Linked DNA regions of Homo sapiens: region 2 is linked to region 1. Evidence: read pairs that join two places in POLR2A ChIA-PET (ENCODE). Cell type or tissue: B cell. All regions are shown on one strand. Links, peaks and the distances in the headings refer to the core of each region. The heading gives the core; the rest is flanking DNA. Region 1 overlaps MED26 (mediator complex subunit 26). Region 2 overlaps USE1 (unconventional SNARE in the ER 1).

Evidence for each region. Peaks named below come from ENCODE experiments on the same cell type or tissue, not always from the same donor. Only the 100,000 strongest peaks of a DNase experiment are listed, where the experiment ranks them.
Region 2: POLR2A ChIA-PET joins it to region 1 with 8 read pairs; 2 of 35 experiments call an interaction of 5 or more read pairs at or near these places.

Annotation. Positions count from the first base shown.
Region 1 is chr19:16,576,550-16,592,370 of GRCh38, forward strand. MED26 (mediator complex subunit 26) reads right to left here. Exons shown (of 3, transcript NM_004831.5): 2 at 1,786-1,860; 3 at 1-1,133. It overlaps LOC105372295 (a long non-coding RNA gene), which reads left to right. Exons shown (of 3, transcript XR_936360.3): 2 at 1,617-1,724; 3 at 1,809-2,265. Among named protein-coding and RNA genes, the nearest start is that of SLC35E1, 12 kb to the left of the region's middle. RefSeq lists a silencer at 5,214-5,263 and enhancers at 5,441-6,012, 6,013-6,584, 7,381-7,570, 8,270-8,806, 9,061-9,710 and 7 more. In B cell, for the core only: no CTCF peak of the experiment used is centred there; DNase peaks (open chromatin) are centred at 7,902, 9,592 and 10,392; H3K4me3 peaks cover 3,358 bases; H3K27ac peaks cover 5,000 bases.
Region 2 is chr19:17,218,973-17,225,956 of GRCh38, forward strand. It overlaps USE1 (unconventional SNARE in the ER 1), which reads left to right. Exons shown (of 8, transcript NM_018467.4): 7 at 241-415; 8 at 659-857. The coding sequence ends at 841. Among named protein-coding and RNA genes, the nearest start is that of OCEL1, 3.8 kb to the right of the region's middle. In B cell, for the core only: no CTCF peak of the experiment used is centred there; no DNase peak of the experiment used is centred there.

The DNA.
Region 1 (15,821 bases), core at 5,431-10,430:
AAGGTGAGCTTCCGCTCTTTTAACCGGACAGGCTTGACGCCCGCCTCAGCCACCTGCCCGTCCAAGTTAACCGTATAGTCTCGAGGTCGGTACCTCTTCTTCTTTTTACTGTCCGAGCCCCCTGAGGAGGCAGCATCACTGTCCGCCTTGGAGGAGTCTGGGGAAAAGCCTGCCCGGGACAGGAGGGGCTCGGCTGGGGACAGCCCTGCCTTGCAGCCCGGCCCCGCCAGCCGCTGGTGGCTCTCAGGCTGCTCAAGCCAGCACACTGGGCTTTCCGCACTGGGCAGCAGCTCGAGCCGCCGTACGGGGGGTGTGGACGGCTGTGCCAGTGGAAGCGGTGACGGCACCTGTGTGGCATCGAGTGCCTGGGGCCGCGGTGAGGGGCTGGGCACGGAGCCCTTGGGTGCATACAAGCTCTGCTGCCGGGCAAAGGAGCCCTCATGCCGTGAGTTCCGAGGACTGAAAGAGCAGCGAGGGGGTCCCTTGGGATGGGGAGGCCCCGGAGTCTCGTCCACCCTGTCCAGCTGCTGCAGCACCGAAGCCTTTGGCTGCAAGCAGGGTCCAGGGGGCTTGCCCAGGCCCGGGGAGCTGGTGTGCGGTCGCACGGCGTTGACGGGGATCTTGCCACTGTGCTTGTCATTCTCGTCACGCTCCAGGCGGCTGCCCTCTGGGCCTGCATGCCCACTGCCATCCAGGGAGCTGGCGAAGCTCTCTGGACTCCCACTGATCCCGTTGGTGGGGAGGGGGGATGAGTTGGGGACCAGGGGGTCGTGGCTAGCTTTGGAGACCTTGGGTGGCGGCCCTGGGTGGCCGAGGTCACGCTGGTCACCCCGGCGCTTGCGGCTGCCCAGCCTGTCCAGCCGCTGCCCGGGCAGCCTCTGGAGGTCATTGCGGCTCTTCAGGTCATGGATGCTCCTGGGTGGGCCAGCCGCCCCCACCTCCGGCCGGCAGTTGTGTGCGCCCCCGTTGGCAGAGCCGGTGGCCCCCGCCAGCCCCCGCAGCGCCGCCTCATGCTGGTGTGCCGGCTCGATGAGCTTCTGCCAGCTCCGCAGCAGCTTCTTGGCCCGCTTGGCGAGCTCCTCGTTCTTGGTTTTCTTGCGGACGTCGTTGATGAGCTTCCCAAGTCGTGTTTCCTACAACCAGAGGGAGATGATGACATACTTTCGGGACAGGAACTTCTCCATGAGCTGAGCCAGAAATGGTGGGAAGTGGCCCTGACAGTGAAATGACCCGGTTCCCACTGAGCCCTAAACTGCCAGCTTCCCTGACACAAAACTTCTGGGGATTTCCGGTCCTTTGTGACAATATAAATTCTCAAACCTAGTTCCCAGACCTTCAGGGTCCCAGGTGGCTTCTCAGCAGTGCTGTCACCCAGGCTCCTGGTGTCAGGGGGCTGTGGACCATCAAGGCCACTGTAAGGACACTGCCAGAGAGGCTTCCTGGGTGAGAGGGTGCTGTGGCCGAGGCGACAGCACAGAGGGTCCGCTTCAAGTGGAGGGTTGGGGATGGTGCCTCTCACTGGAGCCTCCTCCAAGCACACCTCTCCTGATGTCCCCACGTGCCCACGAAGTGTGCTGGGCATGTAGGATGGGAGTAACACCACTTGGTCTCTGCAGTGCCCGTGGGAGAGCAAGATCGCGAGGCACGAGCTGTGAGGGCACACCGCCTCTCTTGGTCCTCCGAAGCAAAGACACTGATGCTCCCAGAAGCTGCGGAAGGACCTGGTTGGTACCATCCCCTGCCCCCCGTTCTGCCCTCCCAAATGCTGGGGTCTGGGATACTCACCTCAAGTGCCTCTTTGGTAATAGGGTATTTCTCCAGGCTGGAGATGACTTCCAGCACCGCCACCATGTTCCGGATCTGTGGAAATAAAAAGCCATTTGTCAGGTCCCTGTCCTTCTCCACTGGGAGGCTGGAACACCCTGCCCCAGCCTGCTCCAGTCTCTCCCCAACCCCAGAGCAAGAGGAGCCAGCAGCACTGAAGCCCCCACTCCATGTCGTCTCCTACCTGCTCCCTGGGCCAACCTGGCACCCAGTGCTCATCCTCACCTGCCGTCTGACCTCCTCCAGTGTGTGGTGTGCGGGCTGCCCCAAGCCCTCCAGTGTACATGGTACATACCCACCCACCTGCTGAAACCCAGGATGCCTGTGGAACAAGAGCTGCTCCTGATACTTAAGATGACCTCTACTCTGCCATCTGATGGGAGTGGGAGAGGAGACACGGAAGAATTCATCGAATAAAATCCACAAAGCTTAAAAGATCAATACACAGGCCAGGCGCGGTGGCTGACACCTGTAATCCCAGCACTTTGGGAGGCTGACGAAGGCGGATCAGAAGGTCAGGAGTTTGAGACCAGCCTGGCCAACACAGTGAAACCCCATCTCTATTAAAAATACAAAAATTAGTTGGGTGTGCTGGCATGCGCCTGTAGTTCCAGCTACTTGGGAGGCTGAGGCACGAGAACCACTTGAACCCGGGAGGCGGAGGGTGTAGTGAGCTGAGACCACACCACTGCACTCCAGCCTGGGTGACAGAGCAAGACTCCGTGTAAAAAATAATAATAATAATAATAATGATAAACCAGTCAATCTGAATCCAAAGACACCATAAAGAGAGCAGAAAGTCACAAAGTGGGAGAAGGCATAGGCCACAGGCCCCCAAGGAGCTGTATCTGGAACACAGAATGCCTGTACAGCAGTACAGCTGACCAGGAGCCCGGCGTAGACTGGCCACAAGACAGGAACAGGCACACGGCAATGAAATGTCAGTGCTGATGCTCAGCCTCTCAGCTTTATCGATAATCAGGAAAACTCAAACTGAACCCACAAATGGATACATGATACACGTGCCCCACTGACAACACTAGGTACTTCGGGGGATACAGCTGACTTTGGGGACTGCTGGGCTTTGTCTGGCAGAGTGAAGCATGAACACATCCCATGACCAAGTAATCCCTCCCTTTTAGGATCTTGCTAGGAGCCACACCTTGTTCTAAGCACTTCCCACACATTACTGACTCCCTTAATTGTTACAACAAGAATTCCTACCACTCAACCACCACCTCCAGCAACTACAGGTTTCTGGTGGGCTGGCTAGCGGGTGGGAGCCCAGGGGCCCTGAGGAAACCACAGTGAGTAGATTACTCAACTCCCCCCCACCCCAACATGATAAAGGAGTTAAGCGGGCACATGATACAAATTAAAACAGCATAAAAGGGCACACAAGGAAATGGGCATCTCTGACCCAGCCACTGTAGCATTTCCTTGCATTTTTTTCCAAAAATATCCCTTGTGTATATAGGCGTATACATCCACACTTATCACATATTTCAAAACCAAACTGACAGTGGTTCTTGCCTTTTCTGACTTAATGTCAGCAATGTCCAGCCTCAAACAGAGCCCCTCATTTGGCTCACCATCCCTTCCAGAGTGGGGAAGGCCCGACTTGAATGCTGTGGGACACTTAGGCACTTTCCGTCCGCCATTACAAAATAAGGCTGCAACCGACGGCAGTGACAGACCTGACTCTGAGCTAGTGCACAGACAGCCATGGAGGAGCTGGGGCTCCACATCCATGCAGGGTGGTCACCTCACCCCCAGGGAGGCTGCTCTATTCCATTCCCACCAGGCCACATCCTTGCCAAGACTGCGTGGCAAGAGTTTCCGTAACACATGATTGTAAACTTAGCATCTTACACAGCACACATTTATCATCTTAGGCTCTAGGGCTCAGAAATCAGGTCTGAGTCTCACTGGGCTGGGATCCTCTCTAGAGGATCCATTTCCTGCTCCTTCAGGTGTTAGCAGAGTTCAGCTCTTATTTTGTTTTTTTTTTTGAGATGAAGTTTCACTCTTGTCGCCCAGGCTGGAGTGCAATGGCACGATCTCGGCTCACTGCAACCTCCGTCTCCTGGGTTCAAGCAATTCTCCTGCCTCAGCCTCCCGAGTAGCTGAGATTATAGGCACCCGCCACCACGCCCAGCTAATTTTTGTATTTTTTTTTAGTAGGGACAGGGTTTCACCATGTTGAAGGCTGGTCTTGAACTCCTGACCTCAGGTGATCTGCCCTCCTCGGCCTCCCAAAGTGCTGGGATTACAAGCGTGAGCCACTGCACCCGGCCCAGAGTTCAGCTCTTTACACTACAGGAATGAGGCCCATTTTCTTGCTGGTTGTCATCCGAAGCCATTCCCAGCTTCTGGAGGGCACTGCATCCAGCTCACACCCCCTCCCCTTATGCTCAAAGCCAGCTACAGGCTGAGTCCTCACCCGGCATCTCTCTGACCCAGCCAGGATAGGTGCCATCTCTAAGGACTCCCTGACTAGGCAGGGCCTGCCCAGATGATCTCGGATCACCTCCCCATCTCCAGGCTGTTCCCTTAGTCACATCTGTCATGTACGGTACCATGTGCCCAGGCTCCAGGACTAGAATGTGGACGTCCTTGAGGGCTGTTAATTCTGCTGGCCTCATGGATTCTGGCTTTTCTACTCTTCTGCCCCACTTCCAGTGGGAGGCAGCCACTGCCACTCCCTCCCTTCCCGTGTTGTCTCCTCTGGGTGTAAAGTTGCAGAGCCACGACAGCAGTCCCCGCAGAACTCCCACAAAGCTGCCCTGCCAATGGGCCCATTTGCTCTTTGGCAACAACGGCCTTGCCTTGCAATGTTCTCCATTCAGGGCTCCAAATGACCCTGAAAACCCTGCTTCAAGCTGTGTCATGGTGGGGGTGGACGGGTGATATGAGGGGAGATACAGTCCTGTCCGCACTCCTCGTGCAATGGGCAGGGATCAGTGCAGGGGAAGACTGTGCGATGAGGAGGCCAGTCCCAGACAGACAGCAAGGCCAACCACTCCCTGCCCCAGGCACTCCAGCACCGACTCAGTCCCTGGGCTTGCCACATGGCTTCACCTCCACCCTGCTGACCTCACCCTGGTATATTTGGAGCCCTGGTTCCCCACATACTCCTGAAGCAGCAGTCCTTGCAGAGCAGAACACTGCCCAGACCCAGCTAGCCTGGTGGCACAAAGTGTCCTTGTCCTTGGGCAGACACCATCCTGCTGCCAGACAAGAGGGAGGAGACAGAACACCTGGGCAACCCCAGGGTCTGGTACTGAGCTGGTGCCCCAGAAATCACCGCTGAACTAACAGCCAGTCCCAAGAGTCTCCTGGAAACTGTGTGGGAGCTGGGGACACCAGGCGAAGGTGTGAGGGCCCTGTGACTGTGTATCCTTACCCTTGGCCCCTCCCCTGCCTTATGAGCCACGCTTAAGCGTGTGCAGAGAGGCCTTCAGCCTCTAGGAGCCCCAAGGGAAATGCTACAGCCTTGGCAGTCCCCTTTCTGTCCCCACCGTGTGAGCTGCTCACCTGAGGAGTAGAGGAGCCCGCCTGCTCTACCTGTAAGGTGCTAGAAACCCACAGTCCTACGCCGTAAACAGATGAACTCTGCCAACACCTGAAGGGGCAGAAAATGGATCCTCCAGAGAGGAGCGCAGCTCGCTGCTTCCTGGATCCCAGCCCGGTGAGACTGGAGCTGACTTCTGAGCCCTAGAGCCTGAGATGATAAATGTGTGTTGTGTAAGACACAGAGAGAGGGTGAGTGTCCAGTGCGGCCACTCCCTGGAGCCAGCAGAAGGCAGTCAGTGATGTCAGCAGAGCTAAGGATGGGGGCAAGGTGAGACTGCCCTGCCCTGCGACCTCTGGGGCATTGATGTCAAGCAGTCTGAACACTGTGTGGGGAGCACCACCTGGGCATCCAGACACAGGCCTCCCAGGCCCAGGAGGCAGACACTGAGCAATGCAGCGAGGAATCCCTGCAAAGGGCCTGGCCCCGACCCCAGGCACACTGAGCCAGAAGGCTCCACAGAGCCTCTTTATAGATGGCCACAGTCTGTCCCAAAGAACACTTAGCACCCAATTGGTGCTGGTCCCATAGGAGCAAAATAGGAGCTGGCTTCTGACCCTGGCCCTGGGGACCCTGCCTTAACAACCAACTGACCCCCCACCCAGGAGTGGCAGGTCTCCCACTCTCATGGAGGTGGCCCTCTGTGAGTGACAGAGACACCAGGACTCGTATGTGGCTGAGGGGAGGCTCCCGCTCTGACTCCAGGCCTGCTAAGTCCAGCATGAACCCTCAGGGCAGGGAGGCAGGCCACAGGGGGAGGGCAGCACCTAAGGTGGCCTCCCAGGGAGGTCAAAAAAGGATGTGGCAGAACGAGCTGTGTCCACCTGGGCTGGAGACCGACTTCCATGCTGGAAAGCAGAAAAGAGCTGGAGAAGGATGGGCAGGGAGCTGGCCAGACAGCACCAAAGCCCTGCGGCAGGGGAGAGGCCATGGGTAAGGACACCGGGAGGAAAAACAGACCCAAAAGACCCAAGGTGGCTCCTTCACAACCTGTCTTCTATCCCCCTTAGCGACTGCCCCCACAGACCACCTGCCCTTGCCCTGTTTCTGGGATGCCCTTGGCACCTGTCCATCTATCTGGGGAAGTACACTAGATCCTAATCTCAGCACAGACACAGTTTGACTCCACATGGGGAGCCGCTCCAGGCGATGGCCTCAAAAGATGGCTTTAAGGCAGCTCTTCAGGCTTGCCAGGGCCATGTCTGTGGCCCGATGGCCAATTGCAGCCTCTTGCTGTCAGGAATAGCCTGGCACATCTGAGGCCCCCTCCTCCTTTGGATTCTCCCTTGGGATTTGTTCCCAGTCCAAAAAAACCTCTCAAAACACCTGCCAAGTTGCTTTCCCAAAGGGGCAGGAATCCCGTCAGGAACTGTAGCCTCTCACTTCTCCACTAGGGACCCCTCAATAGATGCAGATGGGTCTGAACTTCCTTAACCATCAACGAAGACAGGCGTTGCCTCCCCTTTCTACCAACACTGACCGCCCCTGCCCACTTAATTTGCTTCAGTTTGGCCTCTTCATTGCTGCGGGAAGTGCCTGTGAAGGGCAAGGGTGTTGGGTGGGGGTGGGGGGTGTCGACAGCAGAACCTCCATGCAGCTACTAGGAGAAGCAGGGGTAAATGCAGCAAGGAGCACTCTGGAAGCAGGTGGGACCTCCCTGGGGTGCCTGCTCCAAAGGCAGGCAGGGCAGGAAGTTAGCAGGTGGGACCAGGTGTGGCACAGGTATACATGCAGGTCCAGCCCAGCCGCCTGGTACATGAATGTTGATGGAACTGACTCCACTGTCACACCGAACACTTTCAGGTCTTAGAATGGAAATCCATGAGGCATGATCAGGTACACATGGGCCAATAGGAATGTGAACATTAATCTCGTCCTTCTGGAATCTCAGAAAAACCAAGCAGGGAGGCCTGGTCTCAGGTCATAGGCATCACAGCTAGCATAGATACTGAGGAAGAACAGTTTGCATCCAGGCAGAGGGTGAACTGGGGCCACCAGCACAACCCTCAGCACACAGGTGCCCCACACTTCAGGGATGCCCCAGGAACACACGCATGGGGGCATGGAGGGGACAACTTCTCGCCCAAGACCACAAGAGGTCTGGCTGTCCCAGGGCTCTTTTGTGGTCATCCTTCCACATGAGAACTTAAAAAGGCTTCCACGGGCGCGGTGGTGTGCACCTGTAATCCCAGCTACTCGGGAGGCTGAGGCAGGAGAATCGCTCAAACCTGGGAGGCGGAGGTTGCAATGAGCTGAGATCACGCCACTGCACTCCAGCCTCGGTGACAGAGCAAGACTCCGTCTCAAAAAAAAGAAAAAGAAAAAAAAAACCGAAACCCAAACACTGCCCCCCCCCGCCCCGCCAAAAAAAAACAAAAAACAAAACAAAAAAAAGAAAGGCTTCCGGAAAGGCTGGCACCTTTGTCCCCAGAGAGCCCCATAGCCTGTGCTAAGCCACAATTCCAGCCAGCCTAACTGGTGACATGTGCTGTTCAGCTCACAGGAAATGTGAGGAAGGAGGCGGGGCTGGACACGCACAGAGACAGCCTGAGGGAGGGGCCAGCACCCCTCAGAAGCAGCCTGGGTCAGGCGCCTGGAGCTGCGTGAGACACCTCATTCTCCCACACCCTGGGAGCAGTGGGGAACCCTGTATGCGACTTCACAGCACACCACGCTCCGTGTGAGCTATTAAAGACCCACCACGCATCCTCGTCTTTCAGTGACACTTTCCTGAAGAAATAATACAATCTGGAATTTGCTACAGAATCATCCCCTAGGGTGAGTGACAGGAGGGGGATGGGTGAAACAAAGTCACATGGCTGTAAGCAGCTATCTACTGAAGCAGGATGGTTACCTTTCTCTACTTTTATGCTTGAAATTTCTCACAAATAAAGATGAGAAAATACATCTATTTCCTAGCATTTGTTTGGGAGAGTTCACTGATCTAGAAGGACTGGCAGCCATCTAAAGGGGAAGTGAGCAAATAGCTGTTTCCAACTCCTCATAGTGGCTTCACTGTCCACCATCTGGCCCCTGAGTGGGGCAGCAAGGGCCGAGGGCTGGGTAGGATGCCACCTCCCTCCACGTGAGCCTGTCTCAAGTCTCAGGCCTCCTAACTGATTTGAACTGCACAACACCATCTATCTGGTGAGACCCCAGGAGCCCCTCACCAAGCTCCCCTACTCTGGTACTGGGCTGCTGCTTAACAGACCTGGTGCAGAAACAGCAGGCACCCCTGGGGCTGGAGAGGGGAGCTCTGAGTACCCATGCCAGCTGTCCATCCCGGTCCGACTCTCAGGTGTCCTCACGCCTCTCTTCTAAAGGAAACCACAGAGAGCCCGAACCAGGGGCACACGCTAGGTCGACAGTTCCTTCCTGCAGGGAGAGGCCTGACCTGTACCAGGAAGGAGCCCAGGACAGCCACCACCACAGAGAGGACAGGCCCTCAAGTGGCCCAGACCAGGAGGGAGGACTTGGCAAGAAGGGGTGGGGGCTAGGTCACTCTCTTCCAGAAGGGGAGAAACATAACAATGAGCCAGCAGTAACCCAGGGAAGGGACAGCCGTCACTCCAGGACCTGCCCAGCCCCAGTCAGCACCACCTCCCTCCCATCTGCGATCCACATCCTATGGCTCTGGGCACAGCTGAGCCACAGGACACAGCCACTCAGAACTTTCTTTCCAGGTTTCCCTCAAAGGCCAGCCAGCAGCACTCCTCTGTGGCCCTGTGAAACCCAGTGACACCTCTGACCCCTCCGGAGTCCGGAAGACTAGACTCTTCTGAAAACCCACCTACGACAGGGTGCGTGGAATCACCTTTCAAACCAAACTCCTGTCGGCAAATATTTTAATTGGGCCACGGCATGTGTCCGAGTTTTTCTTCTGTGAAGAGGATCACTGGGTCTGAGTGCAAAGCTGGGGCCTGTTCAGTGGAGTGGACCCGCTACTGGCCAACCTCTTCCTCGCTTTATTACAGGGGTGTGTAAGTAAAACCCTCAGGCCCTGAGTAATTACTGCTGGGGATTTCCAGCCCTGGTCTGAAACAAGGAACTGAGACTGAGTTTTGAGTCCCAGCAGCCCCTTGGCTTGCCTCTCCATTTTCTCCACATCTGAACTGTTCCCACCCCGCCTGAGATCCCCAGCCTCTTGGGAATGCAGCTGTGGTAGCAAAGGGGAAACCCTGTGCTGCCCAAGGTCTGACCAACCAATAGTCCCAAGGGTGCTGAGCCTGGGCAGGCCCAACCGGGCACAACTCGCACAGGACCATCACTGGTGGGTTGCCCTTGTGCCAAGTTCTTTCACGTCATCCTCACAAGCGCACTCTACAGATAAGGTAACTGAGGGCCAGGAAGGTAATGGAGGTCCCGGGTAGACCACACAGCTAGAAGATGGTGAGGCCTGGCCTTCCACTAGCCTGACATGGCTACCAAACACACAGGGCCCATCTGGTGCTTTGAGTAGGTGGGGTGAAGGGTACCAGGTGCCACCAGCCTGTGGTGATGTCGGCACTCTGTAAAGACTCTCCTGACGTGCTCCTGCAGTGAAATGCACAGGTTACAAACAGTTCCTTGAACCCACACAGGGCCACCTCCACGGTCTCCGTGTTGTCTATGCCTTGTCCCCAGGATGCCTGAGAGGCAGGACCAGGGTGACCCAGGCATGCACGGGCCACCACAGCAGGGCTTCAGATGGCACTGGAGCCCACTCCCCACCGGGCTGGCCCTGGGAACAGTGCACATGGAGCACAGACTGCAGTTCTGCACTCCCCCACCTCGGTGTCCGGCCAGCCTTCCTGACCACCCTGGACGGTGGGCGGCACTGCCCTGGCAGCCTGTGGGCCCGCACCTGTGCCCCACAGCCCACATAACCTGCTCCTTGGGCTCAAAACAGCCCCTGCTGAGGCCTCAGTGGCAAAGCACCTGTAAAAACCGGTTCACTTTAAAAACAACAATGGGGATGTTGTCGGGTTTTTTTTTTTTTTTTAATGCAGAATGGTCTAGACAGTAATTTACAAAAACTACTTAGCTCAAAAGACTGTGGAAGTGTTCATCAGCAAGCAAGCTGTCCTTCCAAACCCAAACATGCCACAGATGGCACCCAGAAACAGACAGTCTGCCTTCAATGTGCTAAGCATTCTAATGCCGTCCGCGGCTGAGTCACCTCGCCCACCCCCCAACCCCCAACACACAGTCGTGTCTGCTGAGGACACACGGGTGAATCAAACAGGGCTTTGCTGGGAGAGTGTGTGTCTGTGATTTGGTTCCCGCCACACCAAGTCTTCCTGCTTCTGACAAACTCCGCACGTGTTCCCAGGCAGCTGGGAGCCAAACTGCCTCTGGTGCAAGTCAGTACAAGAGGCGGCACCTGCATCCCCACCCCACCTCCACCCCAAGACCCCAGCTCTGCCCTCCCTCTCAGCTCTGGAAAGCGCAGCCCTGAGGGGTGCTGCTGTGCTTACCCTCAGGCGGGCCCCACCCTGCACTCTCCGCTCAGCCTCATGGGGCTGGTGCAGGTCCACCAGGCTCTGCCCAGTGAAGGCACCTTCCTCTGAGGGGACCTCATGGGAGCCTCAAACCCCAGGGGCAAAGCCTCAAGTTCACAGCTTCTCAGAGGAAGAATGACACTGGGAGGAACAATGACGGGAAGGTGCATGTCTCGGCCACAGCCACCAAGCTCACCACTTGAAAAGCACTTCCTGCTGGGGCCCTCCTGCTACTCCCAGGAGCAGCCGGCCACCTGAGTGGTCTGTCATGTCCATGTGGCCCTCCCTGTCCTGCAGCCACAGCTCCTGTAATGCTTGGGCAAGTATGCAATTGCATGCTACAACTCAGCCCGGGGGACGGGAAATGCCACCTGAGTACAGGCAGCACGCGGAGCCCTGACTGAACCCCATGAGCAACTCAGAAAGAGGAAGCCCAGGGCTTGGGGCAGAAGTAGGAGCTCCATCAGTAGGCATGCCTGACTTCTGCAGCGAGGGAAACTTGCAGATGAAGCCAGGAGGCAGGCAGCGCTGCTCTCCACAGCCACTGCCCCCACAGCGTCCTTCCCTCCCACTTTCTGTTTTTAGCAGCTCTTCCCAACCAAACTACCAACCTAGACTCTCCTGACCTCTGCTTCAGGTCTGCAGAACTTACGATTCTTACTGCCATTTGGCCCTTTGTGAAGGCACAAGAGCTCTCAAAGCTCATCTGTAAATTGACTCGTTGCTACGCGGATAGAACTGGAGCAGTGGGAAGCCAAGCGGAGTCCTGGTGATAGCACGCTGGGTGGGGGCTTCTCCCTCTCAGCCTCTCTCTTCTAGGAGCAGCTGATAAGAATGCCAGCTGCAGAAGACTGGAAATGACCCAACATCCTCGGGGGAAACACACACACAGTGCTCGGCCCATATATGTTCCGCCAAAGACAGAGCCCAAATAAGAACGAGCCAGCTTTTCAGGAATCAACAGGGAACAACCTTCAAGAGACTGCCAAGCACAGAGATGCACACAACAGCGCACCCTGTGCCGCCGCCTGGAAGATCCTAGCTGAGGCTGGGCAGACAAGGACCTGATGGTTGAGCCGCGCATAGCTGTAGCAGGGGACCGCACCTGGCCTCCAGCACTGACGCAAGCAAGACCTATCACTGACTGGAGCCCAGTTCCTCCTCTGAGAGCATGAGAAAACCACAAGATGGTGTCTGTAGAGCATGAATGGTGTGCTGGAGACCACGCCCCCAGGGGCCAGGCCACGAGGACCCGCACACTGCACTTTCTGCTGGGCTGCTCTGTGGTCTGTAAGATCCATTCAGGCAGGGCAGTGCCCAGCACGGTGCCTGGAGGCAGCCTCAGAGGCCCATTGAGAGAGGAAGCCGAAGGAGAGCAGCCCCCCGCCTGCCTGTCCAATTGGGCTGCTGTAAGATCCTGAGAACTAGTGACCTTCTAGAATTCCCCGAGACAAGTCATCAAATGCTCTCTGAGCACCGACTGCACACAGGTGCTCTACCAAACTCTGGGCCCGCTGGATGCTGGGAGGGGGCGTTAGGATCCCTGTGTACTGACCCGGAGGAGTAGACAGAGACAGCCAAGGTCAAGAACAGAAGCAACAGATAAAATGCCACCACTGAGGCTCTCACCCAGGCTGCCAGGAAACCCCAGGGGAGGACTACACTTGGCTCAGGTCCAGGGCCACCCCTTCCCCCACAGCTCCTGGGCTCTGTGTGGAGCTGGAGGGACAGGAGTGGGCACAGGGGCCTTCTCATTGGGCATTCCTGCAACGAGGGCCACGGTGCAGAGAACCAAGGACACTGTCACCCAAGAAAGAGTCTGGTGACTCTGTGGATCCCATGGTAACCACCATTTAAGGATGGACACTCACGCTATGATCCAGCAATTCCACTCCAAGCAGCACCTACAGAAATGCACTCAGAGCAGCTGTATCAGAACAGCCCCAACTGAAAACAGCCCACGCAGCCACCAACAGAACACCGAATAAATAAATCATGGTCTGTCCATTCAATGTTGGATGAACAAACTGCTGCTACACATAACCTCAAAGACAAATCTCAAAACAACGTTGAGTCAAAGAGCCAAACACAAAAAAACACATTTTTTTTTTGTCCTGGATTAAAAGGTCAAAAGCAGGCAAGACTTCTAGATGGTGAGAGCAGTCAGGGTAGTGGCAGGCAGAGAATGACTAGGAGAGGACGTTGAAGATGGCTTCAGGGGAAAGGCTCTGTTCCTTAACCTGGGTGGACTGGGGTTCTCAGATGTGTTCATAAATGTTCATTCAGCTGTAAAACTTGGGACTTGTACACTTTTCTAGATGTATATTTTCTAGACTATATTTACAAAGGTTGTTAAAAATAACCTACTGTGTGTGAATTCCATGATCTTAGAGGCCACCTCATCCTACAGAAACAGATGGTGAAGCTGTCAGGGTTGTGGAGGAGGGGGAGGTGTTGGCAAAGCAGCCCCTCGTTCCCCACGGCCCAGACCCTCTGAGAGCCCCACAGAACAAGGTCTGAAAACAGCTTCAACACAAGCCCTGGCCACCTCTACAACACACAGTGATGCAATGTGCACTGCACTTCACTGCTCACTGAGAAACGTGTCTGCACTCTCCTGCCCTGGATGGGACTGAGGAGGACAAGGGCACTCTGAAGCTTCCCCGGCAGGAGTACTCAACAGATGAGTGTCCCCAGGAAGAAGTGAGCACTAATGCTACTGGAAAGAGGCAGGCAGGCAGCACCCACTGGGCATGGTGCCAGCACCCTGCAGGGCACTGGGGTCTTGCCACACCATGGTCTCCCCTGAGACCACAGATACGCCCCCTCCACCCCCAACAGGTATTAAGCCACTTTCCCATCCAAGAAGCCAGGGTGCCAGCTGGCCACAGATTCGTTACTAACCTAACCTGCTACCCCATGCAGCCAGCACACACCTGCCTCCCTGCTCCACTGTGACACAGGACACTTTAGGATGAGGCAAATCTGCACATCTATACAGCGGAAAAGGACAGTGAAGAAATGCCTCTTCTACTCCTAGTTTGCTGAGAGGTTTTATCAGGAATAGATGTCTGATTTTGTCACATGCTTTTCCTGCATGTACTGGGATGATTATAAGGCTTTTCATTTCTGGCCTTGTAATATGGTTGATTACACACATTTTCAAATGTTATCTGCCTCCCTTGCTTTAATTTCAGCTCCCTTTCTTTGCTACCTTGATTGTGGTGTTGGTGTTACTGATGTACTTACAAGTTAAAATTTATCAAATTATATACTTCTGCTATGCGCAGTTTATTGTATGTCAATTATATCTCAATAAAGCTATTAATGTCAGGCACAGCGGCTCACACCTGTAATCCAAGCACTTTGGGAGGTGGAGGCAGGTGGATCACCTGAGGCCAGGAGTTTGAGACCAGCCTGGGCAACATGGCGAAACCCTGTCTCTACTAAAAATACAAAAAAATTAGCCAGGCGTGGTGGCAGGCACCTGTAATCCCAGCTACTTGGGAGGCTGACGCATGAGAATCACTTGAACCCGGGAGGTGGAGGTTGCAGTGAGCTGAGATTGCACCACTGCACTCCAGCCTGGGCCACAGAGAGAGACTTTCTCAAAATAAAATAAAATAAATAAATAAATAAATAAATAAATAAATAAATAAATAAATAAAGCTATTAAAAAAACACCCATGGAGGCAGACAGATGCAGCAGGTCCTAGGAAAAGTAGGAGGGATGGCAGGCAGAGAGAAGGACTGCTTCTTTGTTAGAGAGGGGAACCAGATGCCACCTGGGTTTGTCCTCCCTGGGGAAGGAGGGTGGGCCCTTTGGGGAGGCTCCTTCTCTCCTCAGTAGAAGGAGAATGACTGTCACGCCTAGGATCTCAGAGGGACTGTAAGGACTGAAAGATACACTTGAGAATGCACACAATGCACTCCCCATCTCAGACCAGACTCCTGCAGGCATCAGTAGGCACCTGCTTTTTCCTTCTGGGACATTCTGTATGCACCCACAAACACTTGTGCACTGCACTGATTAGGCATCCTAATTGTAGCTTTGGAAAAAAGCTGTAGCTGAAGCTGGGTCACAGTGTCCTATGAGCTGTGAAATAAAATGCCAAGCAGCCACCAAGCCACTTCCCAAGGCTGAACTTACACACACACCCCCTTGTATGCCTACCTATAGGGTTTGGTCATACTTCACTGGAGACCCAGGTGAAGGAACCAACTTCCTACACTCGAGAAAAGGCCAGCGGCTGCAGACATCTGCAAAGTCTTGGGCAAACGACAGTCTGCTCTCCCCAAAACATGGTGCAAGCAATGATGCTGGATCCATCCTCCTGACCTGAAAGTAGCCACGGTGCGTCTGACAGAGTCTTTTCCCTCCTAATTCCGCATGGTTTTCTCCTATGGGAATTAAGCTCCTAGAGTGAGAAATCTGTCTGAAATCCTGACTTTCCCCGCTAGAGAGCTGATCTAGATCCTTCCTATTCAAGTGTGGCCTAGGGGTCAACAGCACGGGCATCACCAGGGAGCTGCTTTGAAACGCACAATCCCCATCCCCATCCCCCCTAGACCTCCTGCATCAGAAGCTGCATTCCAACAAGCCCTCAAGGAGGCCCAGCCCCACAGGGATGATGGGCAGAGGCACCCAAGGCTGTGGGCTCTGCTTGGCACCATGTGCCCAGCTGCAGCCCTGACCCCTACTTCTGTGGCCAGCCAATCAGAGGCTCCCTGGTAACACTCCTGGCACCACCTGCACCCTGCTTTCCAGAGTCCCTCCCAGGTGTGACTCATCCAATCCCTCTGACAACTGTAAACCCTGAGGGGGTGTGATGTGCCCAAGTTCCATCTGCAGGAGGGGACTGCAGAGTCCATACCACGACCCCACAGAGCCCACCAGGCACAGCTGTGGGGCCCTGTCCCGTCCCATGCCAATCTCAGAGAAA
Region 2 (6,984 bases), core at 23-5,022, 640 kb after region 1:
AAAAATTAGCTGTGCATGGTGGCAGGTGCCTGTAATCCCAGCTACTCAGGAGACTGAGGCAGGAGAATTGCTTGAACCTGGGAGGCAGAGGTTGCAGTGAGCCGAGATCATGCCACTGCACTCCAGCCTGGGCAACAGAACGAGACTCTGTATCAAAAAAAAAAAAAAAGAAAATGTGTTGGTCTTCTCCCCTTTCCCACTCCATCTCTCATGTCCTCCTCCCCCCGTGTGTGAAATCAGTGGAGTGGCAGGGTCCCAGCCAGTGAGTGAGAAGCAGTTGGCAGCTGAGCTAGACCTCGTCCTGCAGCGACATCAGAACCTCCAGGAAAAGCTGGCGGAAGAGATGCTAGGACTGGCCCGGAGCCTCAAGACCAATACCCTGGCCGCCCAGAGTGTCATCAAGAAGGACAACCAGGTGTGGGGACTGGGGGAGCTCTCCAGCCTCTGCCCTGGGGCATCAGAGAAGGCTTCCCAGCACAGGAGCATTGTGGCTGGGGCTTTGCGGGATGAATAGGAGTTTCGTAGAAGGCAAAAATGGCATTCCCAGCAGAGGGCACAGCACCAGCAAGCGACAAGAGGTGCAGGCCAGTCCCAGGGAAGTAGAGAGAGGCCATTCTTGGCCCCAGTCCTGTTGACACCTTTTCCACCTCCCCCACAGACCCTGTCACACTCACTGAAAATGGCGGACCAGAACCTGGAGAAACTGAAGACGGAGTCAGAGCGTCTGGAGCAGCACACGCAGAAGTCAGTCAACTGGCTGCTCTGGGCCATGCTCATTATCGTCTGCTTCATCTTCATTAGCATGATCCTCTTCATTCGAATCATGCCTAAACTCAAATAAAGACCCCCGCCCACCTTGTCTGTCTTCCGTCTGTCCCCTGCCCCCATCTAGCAGTGCCTTTCAGGCTGGCCAATGAGATGGGAGGGTTTTTGGAGGTCCCTGAAGAGCCACAGACAGACAGTGCATGAGCAGGGGAAGAACCACCTCAGGGCCAGATGCGGGGGCTCACGCCTGGAATCCCAGCACTTTGGGAGTCCAAGGCAGGTGGATCACTTGAGGCCAGGAGTTCAAGACCAGCCTGGCCAACATGGTGAAACCCCGTCTCTACCAAAAAATACAAAAATCAGGCAGGCATGGTGGCGCACGCCTGTAGTCCCAGCTACTTGGGAGGCTTAGGCACGAGAATCACTTGAACCCAGGAGGTGGAGGTTGCAGTGAGCTGAGATCCCAGTACTGCACTCCAACCTGAGCAACAGAGCGAGACTCCATTGCAAAAAAAAAAAAAAAAAGATTCTAAAAAGAAAAAGTCAGTCTTGGCAGGTGGTGACTCATCAAACGCTGCCTCCGCCCATGTTCCTCTGGAGCCTACCCCACAATGGACGAGGCCCAGCCCCAGGAGGCCCTAGGAGCCTCCGACTGGCAGACTTGTAGCCGAACACAGTGCCTTCAGCGATGTAAGGCCAGGGTGAGGCCAAAGGGCAGAACAGGGGCTTGGAGGGTCGGGGAGGAGTGGGGCCATGACAGGAGCTCAGCCTGGAGGAGGGCGCATCAACACGAGGTCTTCCCTGGAATTAAAGGCAATAGTTCAAGGACACAGCTCAGCCACACTGCAGCCTCAGCTCTCGGGACACTACAGATCCCTCACAGTCACTCGACAAACACACATGGGTCGTGCCCAGTGCTCACTGGAGACTCTGCCCTCCCCAGGTCACAGTCTGATCACTTCAAAGGAGAACTGGGTGAGTACTAGGGTAGGGGTCCTGAAAAGGGTCGTGGAGTAGGAATTCTGGGGTCCTGAGCCCTGCTCTCACACCAGCTCCAGACAGGGCACAGCCTGTGAGAGCAACTGAGGGGGCTCAGTGACGAGGGCTTGGGGTGTCTGCCCCATGGCAGCATTGACGGCATTGTGGGGACACTTGGAGGTGCCCAGTGGACCCCCACTGACGTGGGTGTAAAATCCTTAGGTAGGGTTGTGTGGTTTTTTTTGTTTTGTTTTGTTTTTGAGACAGGGTCTCGCTCTGTGGCCCAGGCTACGGTGCAGTAGTGCAATCATAGCTCACTGCAGCCTCGACCTCCAGGCCTCAAGCAATCCTCCTGCCTTGGCCTCACAAAGTGCTGGGATTACAGGCATGAGCCACTGTGCTCAGCCCAAGTAGAGATTTTTAAAAGTGCTACTGGCAGCTTTTAAAAAGTAGAACATAGAGCCAGGCGTGGTGGCTCATGCCTGTAATCCCAGCACTTTGGGAGGCTGAGGCGGGCGGATCACCTGAGGTCAGGAGTTCGAGACCAGCCTGGCCAACATGGTGAAAACCCATGTCTACTAAAAGTACAAAAAATTAGCTGGGCATGGTGGTGGGCACCTGTAATACCAGCTACTTGGGAGGCTGAGGCAGGAGAATTGCTTGAACCCAGGAGGCGGAGGTTGCAGTGAGCCGAGATCACGCCACTGCACTACAGCCTGGGCGACAAGAGCGAGACTCCATCTCAAAAAAAAAAAAAAAAAAAAAAAAAAGATCATAAGAAGGAGACAGCCAGGCATGGTGACTCACGCCTGTAATCCTAGCTACTGGGGAGTCTGAGGCAGGAGGACCCCTTGAGCCCAGGGACTGGAGGCTACGGTGAGCAGTGATCATGCTACTGCACTCCAGCCTGGGTGACAGAGTAAGACCCCTACTCAAAAAAAAAAAAAAAAAAAAAAGGAAGTTTATGCCTGAGACACAGGGATGATTCCTTATTAGAAAGCCACGTTGGCCAGGGCACCGTGGCTCACACCTTGTAATGCCAGCACTGTGGGAGGCTGAGGTGGGAGGACCACTTGAGCTCAGGAGTTTAAGGCCAGTCTGGGCAACATGGTAAAACCCTGTCTCTACAAAAAATACTACCAGCTACTTGGGAGGCTGAGACAGGAGAATGGCTTGAGCCCAGGAGTTCGAGGATGCAGTGAGCTGTGATCACACCACTACACTCCTGCCTGGGTGACAGAGCCAGACCCTGTCTCAAACAACAACAAAAGCCAGCTACATTAATGCCTCAGAAAACAAAATCACAGATGCTGAAATGACAAATTGTACTGTTTAGCCTCCGTTACCCAAAGTCTCCTAATTTAAAAAGAAAGGAAATAGATGGACATGTTCCTCACTTCACTGAAAAATCTCAAGCCAAAGGGAGCATTGACTTTAATGGGCAAATACTCAAAACTTCTGCCATCAAAATGAGGAATAGGCCAGGTGCGGTGGCTAAAGCCACCTGTAACCCCAGCACTTTGGGAGGCCAAGATAGGCAGATCACTTGAGCTCAGGAGTTCGACACCGGCCTGACCAATATGGTGAAACCTGGTCTCTACAAAAATACAAAAATTAGCCAGGCATGGTGGCACGCACCTGTAATCCCAGCTACTCAGAAGGCTGAGGCAGGAGAATCACTTGAACTCAGGAGGCAGAAGTTGCAGTGAGCCAAGATCGCACCACTACACTCCACCCTGGGTAACAGAATGAGACTCCATCTGAAAAAACAAAAACAAAAAAACGGGGGGAATGGAATGGGGAAGGATGCTTACAGTCGCCCTGCCTCCATAATGTAACATAGTCTTGAGGTGGTAGTCAGCACAACTAGACGAAAAAAAGAGGCTGGGTGCGGTGGCTCACGCCTGTAATCCCAGCACTTTGGGAGGCCGAGGCGGGTGGATCTAGAGGTCAGGAGGTCGAGACCATCCTGGCTAACACGGTGAAACCCCGTCTCTACTAAAAATACAAAAAAAAAATTAGCCGGGCATGGTAGCGGGCACCTGTAGTCCCAGCTACTCGGGAGGCTGAGGCAGGAGAACGGCGTGAACCCAGGAGGCAGAGCTTGCAGTGAGCCAAGATAGCGCCACTGCAGTCCAGCCTGGGCAAAAGAGCGAGACTTCGTCTCAAAAAAAAAAAAAAAGAAAAAAAAAGAAAAAAAGAAATGGGGCCAAATATGGTGGTGCACGCCTGTGGTCCCAGATACTTCAAAGGCTGAGGCAGGAGGATTGCTTGAGGCCAGAAGATAGAGACTAGCCTGGGCAACAATAGCAAGACCCTGTCAATAGAATAAATAAAATGCCAGGCATGGTGGCTCATGTCTTTAGTCTCAACTACTTGGGAGGCTGAAGCAGGAGGACTGCTTGAGCCTAGGAGTTTAAGACCTGACTGGGCAACATAGCGAGACCCCATCTCTACCAATAAAAATTTAAAAATTATCCAGGTGTAGGCCACCTGGTTGGCTCACCAGGCCACACTGGCCAAGATGGTAGAACCCTGTCTCTACTAAAAATACAAAAATTAGCCAGGCATGGTGGCGGGCACCTGTAATCCCAGCTACTCAAGAGGCTGAGCCAGGAGAATTGCTTGGCCCAGGAGGCGGAGGTAGCAGTGAACCGAGATCACACCACTGCACTCCAGCCTGGGAGACAGAGCAAGACTCCGTCTAAAAAAAAAAAATTATCCAGGTGTGGTGGTGCGTGCCTATAGTACCAATTATTCAGGAGGCTGAGGCAAATGATCACTTGAGCCCAGGAGCCCAAGTGATCATGCTGCACTGAGCTATGATCGTGCCACTGCACTCCAGACTGTGCAACACGGTGAGACCCCATCTCTAAAACAAACAACAAGAAAAAAAGAAATGAGATTGAAAAATAAGAGAAGAAAAATAAGAAATGAGAAGGCAAAATTATTTGCAGATGATATGACCGTATATATGATAGGCCCAAGCGATGTGACTAAAAATATTTCAATAAAAGAATTCCTTAAGCTAGCAAGAGACTTATAGATATTTAAAAATTCATTTCTTGTATACTATATATGTATATAGCTTTAAAATGTATTAAAGCATCCCATTTATAGCAGCAATAAAAAAAGATACACTGCCTGCTTAAACGAATTTTGTTGACATTTGAAGAACTTTTTTTGGAGTCGCCCAGGCTGGAGTGGTACAGCAGCACAATCGTGGCTCACTGCAACCTCCGCCTCCCGGTTTCAAGTGATCTCCTGCCTCAGCCTCCTGAGTAGCTGGGATTACAGGTGTGTGCTACCATGCCTGGCTAATTTTTGTATTTTTAGTAGAGACGGGGTTTCACCATGCTGGCCAGGCTGGTCTTGAACTCCTGACCTCAAGTGGTCCACCCACCTCGGCCTCCCAGAGTGCTGGGATTACAGGCATAAGCCACCTTGCCCGGCTGACATTTGAAGAACTTCTAAAAATCAACAAGAAAAAACATTTGCAGGATATAACAGGAAAAGAATTACGAAATAGAGAAATAGTCTCTAAATTTTTTCACTCATACACTAGGCAATATTTCCTTTTTTTTGAGACAGTCTCTCAACTGTCATCCAGGCTGGAGTGCACTGGCGCAATCTTGGCTCACTGCAACCTCTGCCTCCCGGGTTCAAGCGATTCTCCTGCCTCAGCCTCCCAAGTAGCTGGGATTACAGGCGCCCGCCGTCACACCTGGCTAATTTTTTATATTTTTAGTAGAGACGGGGTTTCACTATGTTGGCCAGGCTGGTCTCGAACTCCTGACCTTGTGATCCGCCCGCCTCGGCCTCTCAAAGTGTTAGGATTACAGGCGTGAGCCACCGCGCCTAGCCTTAGTAGGCAATATTTTCAACTTTGAAAGTACAGGTGAGGGGCCAGCGCTGTGGCTCACGCCTGTAATCCCAGCACGCTGGGAGGCCGAGGCAGGCGGATCACGAGGTCAGGAGATCGAGACCATCCTGGCTAACACGGTGAAACCTCGTCTCTACTAAAAAATAGAAAAAATTAGCCGGGCGTGGTGGTGGGCGCCTGTAGTCCCAGCTACTCAGGAGGCTGAGGCAGGAGAATGGTTTGAACCCTGGAGGCGGAGCTTGCAGTGAGCCGAGATCGCGCCACTGTACTCCAGCCTAGGAGACAGAGCGAGACTCCGTCTCAAAAAAAAAAAAAAAAGAAAAGAAAGTACAGGTGAGGGAATCCGTTATCATGCCAGTGCCGCCAAGGTTGTGGGAAAACCCCTGTATCTCTTGGAGCATAAATGGTACAATCTCACTAAGGAGTAACTTGGCAGTATGTTCCAAATGTAAAATACACACATCCCAGACAGGAGGCTGAGGCAGGAGGATCGCTTGAGTCCAGGAGTTGGAAAACAGCCTGGACCCATAAGGACATTTCCTCTCAAAAAAAAAAAAAAAAAAAAAAAAAAAAAATGCCAAGCACGATTATGGGATCACACCTGTAATCCCAGCACTGTGGGAGGCTGAGGCGGGTGGATTGCTGGAACTCGGGAGTTCAAGACCAGCCTGAGCAACGCGGCGAGATCCCGTCTCTACAAAAAACACAAAAATTAGGGAGGCGTTGTGTCACCTGTGGTTCCAGCTATTTGGGAGGCTGAGGTGGAAGGATCAATTGAGGCTAGGAAGGAGGTCGAGGCCACAGTGAGCCATGATCATGCCCTCCAGCCTGGGCAACACAGCCTCTCTCTCTCTCTCTCTCTATATATATATATATAAAAGGCCGATTTGGGGCACACTGTCTATAAGTTAGCTCTGCTCTGCCAGGAACAGTACTGTTCAGTAAAGATGCCATCTAACACCACCTGCTCGCCCTTAAAAGAAATAAAAGAAAAAGAAAGAAAGGGGCGGGTGCGGTGGCTCACGCCTGTAACCCAGCACTTTGGGAGGCCGAGGCAAGCGGATTGCTTGAGTCCCGGAAGCTGTTCAAGACCAGCCTGGCTAAAATGACGAAACTCCGGGCGGGCGCGGTGGCTCACACCTGTAATCCCAGCACTTTGGGAGGCCGAGGCGGACGGATCACTTGACGTCAGAAGTTTGAGACCAGCCTGGCCAATGTGGCGAAACCCCGTCTCTACTAAAAATACAAACAACAACAACAGCAAAAAATTAGCTGGGCGTGGAAGTGTGCGCATGTAGTCCCAGCTACTCGGGAGCCGGAGGCAGGAGAACCGCTTGAACCCGGGAGGCGGAGGCTGC